2 separate regions of the Homo sapiens genome follow, and region 1 is linked to region 2. The links are chromatin loops, found by intact Hi-C in ENCODE. Cell type or tissue: sigmoid colon. All regions are shown on one strand. Links, peaks and the distances in the headings refer to the core of each region. The heading gives the core; the rest is flanking DNA. Region 1 has its middle 110 kb from the start of NDUFV2. Region 2 overlaps MTCL1 (microtubule crosslinking factor 1).

Evidence for each region. A loop is a pair of places that touch in the nucleus more often than their neighbours do. Peaks named below come from ENCODE experiments on the same cell type or tissue, not always from the same donor. Only the 100,000 strongest peaks of a DNase experiment are listed, where the experiment ranks them.
Region 1: a loop joins it to region 2, with 3 times the contacts of the local background. A loop is called at or near these places in 1 of 110 quality-filtered maps.

Annotation. Positions count from the first base shown.
Region 1 is chr18:8,987,064-8,989,988 of GRCh38, reverse strand. No RefSeq gene overlaps it. Among named protein-coding and RNA genes, the nearest start is that of NDUFV2, 110 kb to the left of the region's middle. RefSeq lists an enhancer at 744-853. In sigmoid colon, for the core only: a CTCF peak has its summit at 1,516; a DNase peak (open chromatin) is centred at 1,548.
Region 2 is chr18:8,770,717-8,773,641 of GRCh38, reverse strand. The region is part of intron 3 of MTCL1 (microtubule crosslinking factor 1); the gene reads right to left. Among named protein-coding and RNA genes, the nearest start is that of GACAT2, 65 kb to the right of the region's middle. RefSeq lists enhancers at 1,073-1,573, 1,574-2,074. In sigmoid colon, for the core only: no CTCF peak of the experiment used is centred there; a DNase peak (open chromatin) is centred at 1,531.

The DNA of each region.
Region 1 (2,925 bases), core at 176-2,675, 220 kb before region 2:
CTTTGGGAAGCCAAGGTGGGCGGATCACCTGAGGTCGGGAGTTCGAGACCAGTCTGGTAAACATGGTGAAACTCTGTCTGTACTAAAAAAAAAATACAAAAATTAGCAGGGCATGGTGGTGGAGGACTGTAATCCCAGCACTTTTACAGTACTGGGCGTGGGTGGTGGACGCCTGTAATCCTCAGCCTCCTAGCACCTGTAATCCTGGGAGGCTGAGGCAGGAGAATCACTTGAACCTAGGAGGTGGAGGGTGCAGTGAGCTGAGATTGCACCACTGTACTCCAGCATGGACGACAGAGCCAGACTACGTCTCAAAAAAAAAAAAAAAAAAAAGAGGAAGAGTCAGCAAACCAGGGACATTTTTTTCCTTGATGCCTCTACTCAGCCTGCTCCAGGATGGAGCCAACAGAACTCTTTGCTCCCTGCCTGCTGATCACTTTCCCCAAAATATGTGAACCAAGACACTGTTCCCAGGTGGTCCTGCCACCAGTCTGGCTGCAGCTCTCTCTTCCCCTCTTCCTCTCTCAGTGGTCAATCCCATTTCTGCCTTTGTTATATACAGCACCATTAGTTGACAGTCCTCCTCCTATAAGAGCAGATTTGAATGCAAATAACTACAATTCCCTGGGCTATTCTCTGACACTGGGGATCCTTAGATATACCTTGGGAGACACCAACTCAGAACGACTGAAATAGAACAAAAAATTGAAGCAGTTGCAATTTCACAACCTGGATGAGTGAATTGAGTAACCACCTCAAGCGAGAATCTGTGTGTGCACACACAACACAGCAGAGGACGATGCCCCTCGTAGAGTTGCAGTCTGTGGTTTAGAGAAACAGAAAATATAATCTGAAGGAAGGAGTCGAAAATGGCATTAGGAGACAGAAACAAAGAGGAGGGAGATGACACTTTGGCTGGGGAAATCAAGGGATGCTGGATGAAAGGAGGGTCATAGGCCTGGGGAAGAGGCCAATTGGGTTCAAATCCCAGCTTTGCCATGGACCAGCTCCAGGACCTCACTGTGCCTCGGTGCCCTTAACCACGTAGTGGAGGTAATCATACCTACCTCAGAAGATTGCTGTGAGAATTACATGAGAAAACACTCATAAAGCCCCCAGCACACGGCAAGTGTGGATTAAATGGAAGCTGTTGCTTCGCAAGTTTCATGGAGACCACATTTGATCTGGATATGGACATGTGCACAGGGAGGGTCCATGGCAGTATCAGGGACTCCCACAGGAAAGGGCTCTCAAAGGAGTAACAATCCCCTTCTTTTGTGCTGAGGAGGCTTAACGGTGCCAATCCTTAGTGGTACCAATTTTCAAAAACTTCTCTTTAAATGTAATAGGCCTTGGAATCAACTGCTAAAGAAAGCCACTAATTAAAAAAAAGGTAGGGCACACAGGCTTCCATTGTGGGAAGGACTATCCAAGTCTCATGGTCTAAAGGTACCCACCTGTAAGTGGGCAAACTACATTCAGGGGAAGTCTGGACAGACTTGCTCGGAGAGGGCATTTCTCCCCAAGGTGGCTAGGTGGCGATAGAAGCACGCTAAAGCAGCGACGATGTACCAATCCTGAGTCGGCCCTGCAGCTCTCAGGCTCCTGGTAGCAGGCATCCCCCACCCCACACACAGCCCACCAGCACCCCACATATCCCCACCGCCTTCCTCTCCTCTCATCCTGCCTTTCTGTCTTCAAATATTTCCTGAAAGACTAATATATCTCAGGCAAATACATGCACTAAGATGCAGAAATGTATGAAAAATTCTATAGAAATACCAAGCTTTACATTTAATATGAATGTTACGTTGTCACGTTTGAGAAATGCATATCTGTTAAGAAGTCTCATTAACACCCTAAAAGATCCCCTTAAAGCTTTTACCTACCAAACGCTGTTCAAAGTTGTTGGGACTATACTTGGTTTAAGAAAACACAACAAAACGTTTAACAGTAAGTATGGAAAGAGGACAGCTTTGCCAAAACACAGTCTTGAGTTCAACTCCTAGCTGCAATACCAACAGCAGTATGACCTCAGACAAGCTATCTGATCTCTCTGAGCCTCAGATTCTACAACTATAAAAGGTGATAGATCATTGCACGTATACGGATATGACATTTAGTAGGTGCCTGACAGACTGGAGTTTCTTGCACTGTGCTCTCTAGAGTAGGAAAAGCTCAGCATGTTGCTACCTGGGTAGAGAAAAGAGGGAAGTGTCTGAGCCAATGAGTAGAGACACTCTCTCTGCAGGCTCACCTGGGGAGAAACTGAGGGACTAAATGCACACAGCTCTGCACACATCAAACATCAGTTAAGCACCCCGAGCACTTGAAACTTTGGGGGAAAAGATAAAGGTAGTCTAAAATGTGCTTATTACCAAGCAAGAAGAGTTCAATCCAAGATTTTTCTTGAGTGCTTAATCTGGGTGAGGCCCAGGCCAGGCAAGAGAAGGATTATCACAAGCTGAGTGGGAAACTGTCCAGGTGGCGAAGCTTTGTGAGCAATGGTGTGATGCCTGGGCAAAGACAGAGTGGGGGCAGAGAGAGAGGAAATAGAATCGAGTCAGGAGAACTGTTCCCTTGTGTGCATGCCGTTATTAGTCATTTTTGTCAGCTGGTTTCTGGGTAATTGATGGCACAGGCTCAGAGTTGGTTGACGTGCACCGAGGGGGCACTCCTAGGGGAATCTGGGTCTGGATTGAGCCGCAGTGAATTTGACATGTAGTAAAGTACTCAGGAAATGCAGGTGCTCCAGAAGACCTCAGAAAGGGTTCATTTTAAGATTGTGAAGTTTGCTGTTAGAACAGAGCTGTGATGTGTAAGAATAAACTTGGACTTGTCCAGAGAGGGTTATTTCTCCCCAAGGTGGGCTCAGGACGCTTTGCTTGAGGGAAGGTCCAGTGTCACTATCTGTCACCCATGGGA
Region 2 (2,925 bases), core at 284-2,783:
GATGAATTGATGTGTGTTCTTTATAAACACAGAAACAAAAGCAGAAACATCCAGAGAAAAGATTGATAGATTGGTAAGATTTTTAACTTTTAAAAAGAATACATCAAAAGAAACCACTTATAGTATTAAAAGGCAAATGACAAACTGGAAAAAAGATTTTTCTAACACGTGACAGACAAAAGAGTAGTATCTTGCAAGCAACAGAAAACACATCTTAATAAAATAAACAAACGGCCAATAAACACAATTACTGACAATTAAAACAAGATTTTTTTTCACTTAGACATTTATAGACTCAAAAAAGTAGGGCACTCAGTGTTAGCATGAACCCAGGGAGACGGGCACTTCTGTGCACATGAAGGGGCATGAGAAACCCGCAGCATGGCAGGGGGTGCAGGGGGATGGTGGTGCAACTTGGCCTTACAAAGGCATAGGTTGAGAGGTGTAATTCCACCTCTGAGAACATACCCTAAGGACAAGAGACATGCACCAAGATTTATAAATGAGAATACTCTTCACCGCACCTTCTATCATCGTGAGTGAGTACTATGGAGGTATTACAATTTTTTCCTTTTATTTTATTGTATATATTTAAGATACACAACATGATGTTTTGATATGCTCATCTCAGAATACACATAGTGAAATGATTGCTACAGTTAGGCAAATCAACATAACCATCATCTCATACAGTTACCTTTCTTTCTTATTATTTTTATTATTTTATTTAGGGTTAGCATCCCTAAAAGCTATGCTCTTAACAAATCACTAGTACACAATACAATAGGACTCATTATAGTCCTCATGTTGTATACTATATTTCTAGACACAGTCATGCTTTTGAAGACTATTTAAGGATATAGGAAATGCTCATAATACACTATAAAGAAAATACAGGTTACAGACAGCATATATTTAGTGATCTCAAAATGCTTAAAATATATTTATATTTAAGATATAACATACTTTTTATGTTATATACATAACATGTATGTTTATGTTAACATACATATTAAATACTAATATATAACACATATATATAACATAATAATATATAACATATATACATATAAGGAAAGTGGCCTGGAGCAGTACACCCCCAAATGTTAATGGTCATCATGTTCAGGTGACAGAATTATTAGTGATTTTCATTTTCTTTCTTTGTGGCTTTTCATAAATGATCTACAGTAAGTACTATTTCCTTTAAAATGGAAAAAAAAAGGTCAGGAAAATAAAACTTGTATTTTAAAGACGTCAGAGAAAAGAGACTATCACAGATCTCCTATGTGGGATTGCAATGACAATTCAATGGAAGTTATTCACCGATTTCTTGGGTCTCTTCCCACAAGCTGATATTGTTTTCATCAGCTTGGTCCTTCGAATATAGCCTATGCATATGTGGTTGGTTAAAAAGACCAGGAAGCCCCCTGAGGGTTGGGGAAACTGGCCAGGTATCCCACTGCATTACACAACTCCAGGCATATGGTCCCCTGGCCAAGTGCCAAGCAGTCATGAGGAACAATCACTGTGCCTCCAAGCACAGAGCCACGCAGGCTCCTCAATGGCCACCTGCCAGGGTCTCGTCCAGTGTAGCGTGCTAGATGCCACCGGACTCTGGGTGAAGTGTCCACGGGTGCAGGACAATTTGCGTGTACATTAGTCATGCCCAGTTTATTCCTCTGGATGCCTCAGAGAGCCAGTGGAGAGTCTCTTCCAAGGAACAATGAAGGGAACAGGTAAATGCAGACTATTAAATAACAGGAACCCCCCCAGTGGGGGCTTTGCCTGGTGACTAATTCTACTCCCTCCTTTTAGCCTGATCAATTGCCAGCAAATCAATTGCATATTCCTACTGAAAAGAAAAAAAAATTAAGTTTGTGAATCCAAATTGAATCCATCTAAAGCTGATGCCTTGCTGAGTACTGAAAATGATTAAATAAAATATGAAGTTAGGCAATTATTTGGACTTTCATGTCAATTCTTAATGCTTCCTATTTTAAGTTGGCCAATTTCTTCCACACAATTTCAGAAAAATTAATAAGCTCTCAATTGCTAAAGTGTGTCAGAGACAGACTTTGAAAGTCTAAATTTTTAAAAAATTTAGATTGGTAATAAAAGGAGACAAATAAAAATTAGGATGCTGTAAATTATAAGTCAGTATGGGAACGAGGATGTAGATGCAGACTGATAATTTTCAGAATTCTTACAGATTCTTATTATTTAGAAAGTTTGTAGGTTTTTGGGGGGTAGTTTATAAGACACACAGGTATAAAACCAGATTAAGGAAATGAAGGTGCAGAGGTCTTCTTCTCCCTTTTAGAAGGAAGTTATTAAGATTCCTTTACTCATATTAAATCGGTCATGGGAGCTCACGCCTGTAATCCCAGCACTTTGGGAGGCTGAGGTAGGGGGATCATTTGAGGCCAGGAGTTCAAGAGTAGCCTGAGCAACATTGCGAGACCCCATCTCTATCATATAAAATAATTTTTAAAAAAAGATTATTTTACCCATATTAAAGTTGTCATTTAAGTGCCAGAAGATGTGAAGGATGCGAATTAATTAGCCTCTCGTTCAGCCACGGGCACTATGTCCTGGCTGGAAGATGCCTCCTCCCCCTTCCTCCTGTTCACTCATCCCTTTATTTTATTTGTTTTTATTCTAAATATTATGCCATAAGAGGTATTATTTATTTATTTATGTTTTCACCTATCCCTTTAATAGTTCCGGGGAGCCTGCTTCCTTTCACACCATGGAGCTGCTTGCTTCACCTTGCACTGGAATTACACAACAGGACCCAAAAAAACAAATCCACTTCTCAGATCCAGTGGAAAACCCTCCTTAGCAATAATGCAAAGGAAACCCTTTCTCCTTGGCCTTGTTAAGAGCACAGTGATGATAATGATATTAACAACTACCATATGTGTT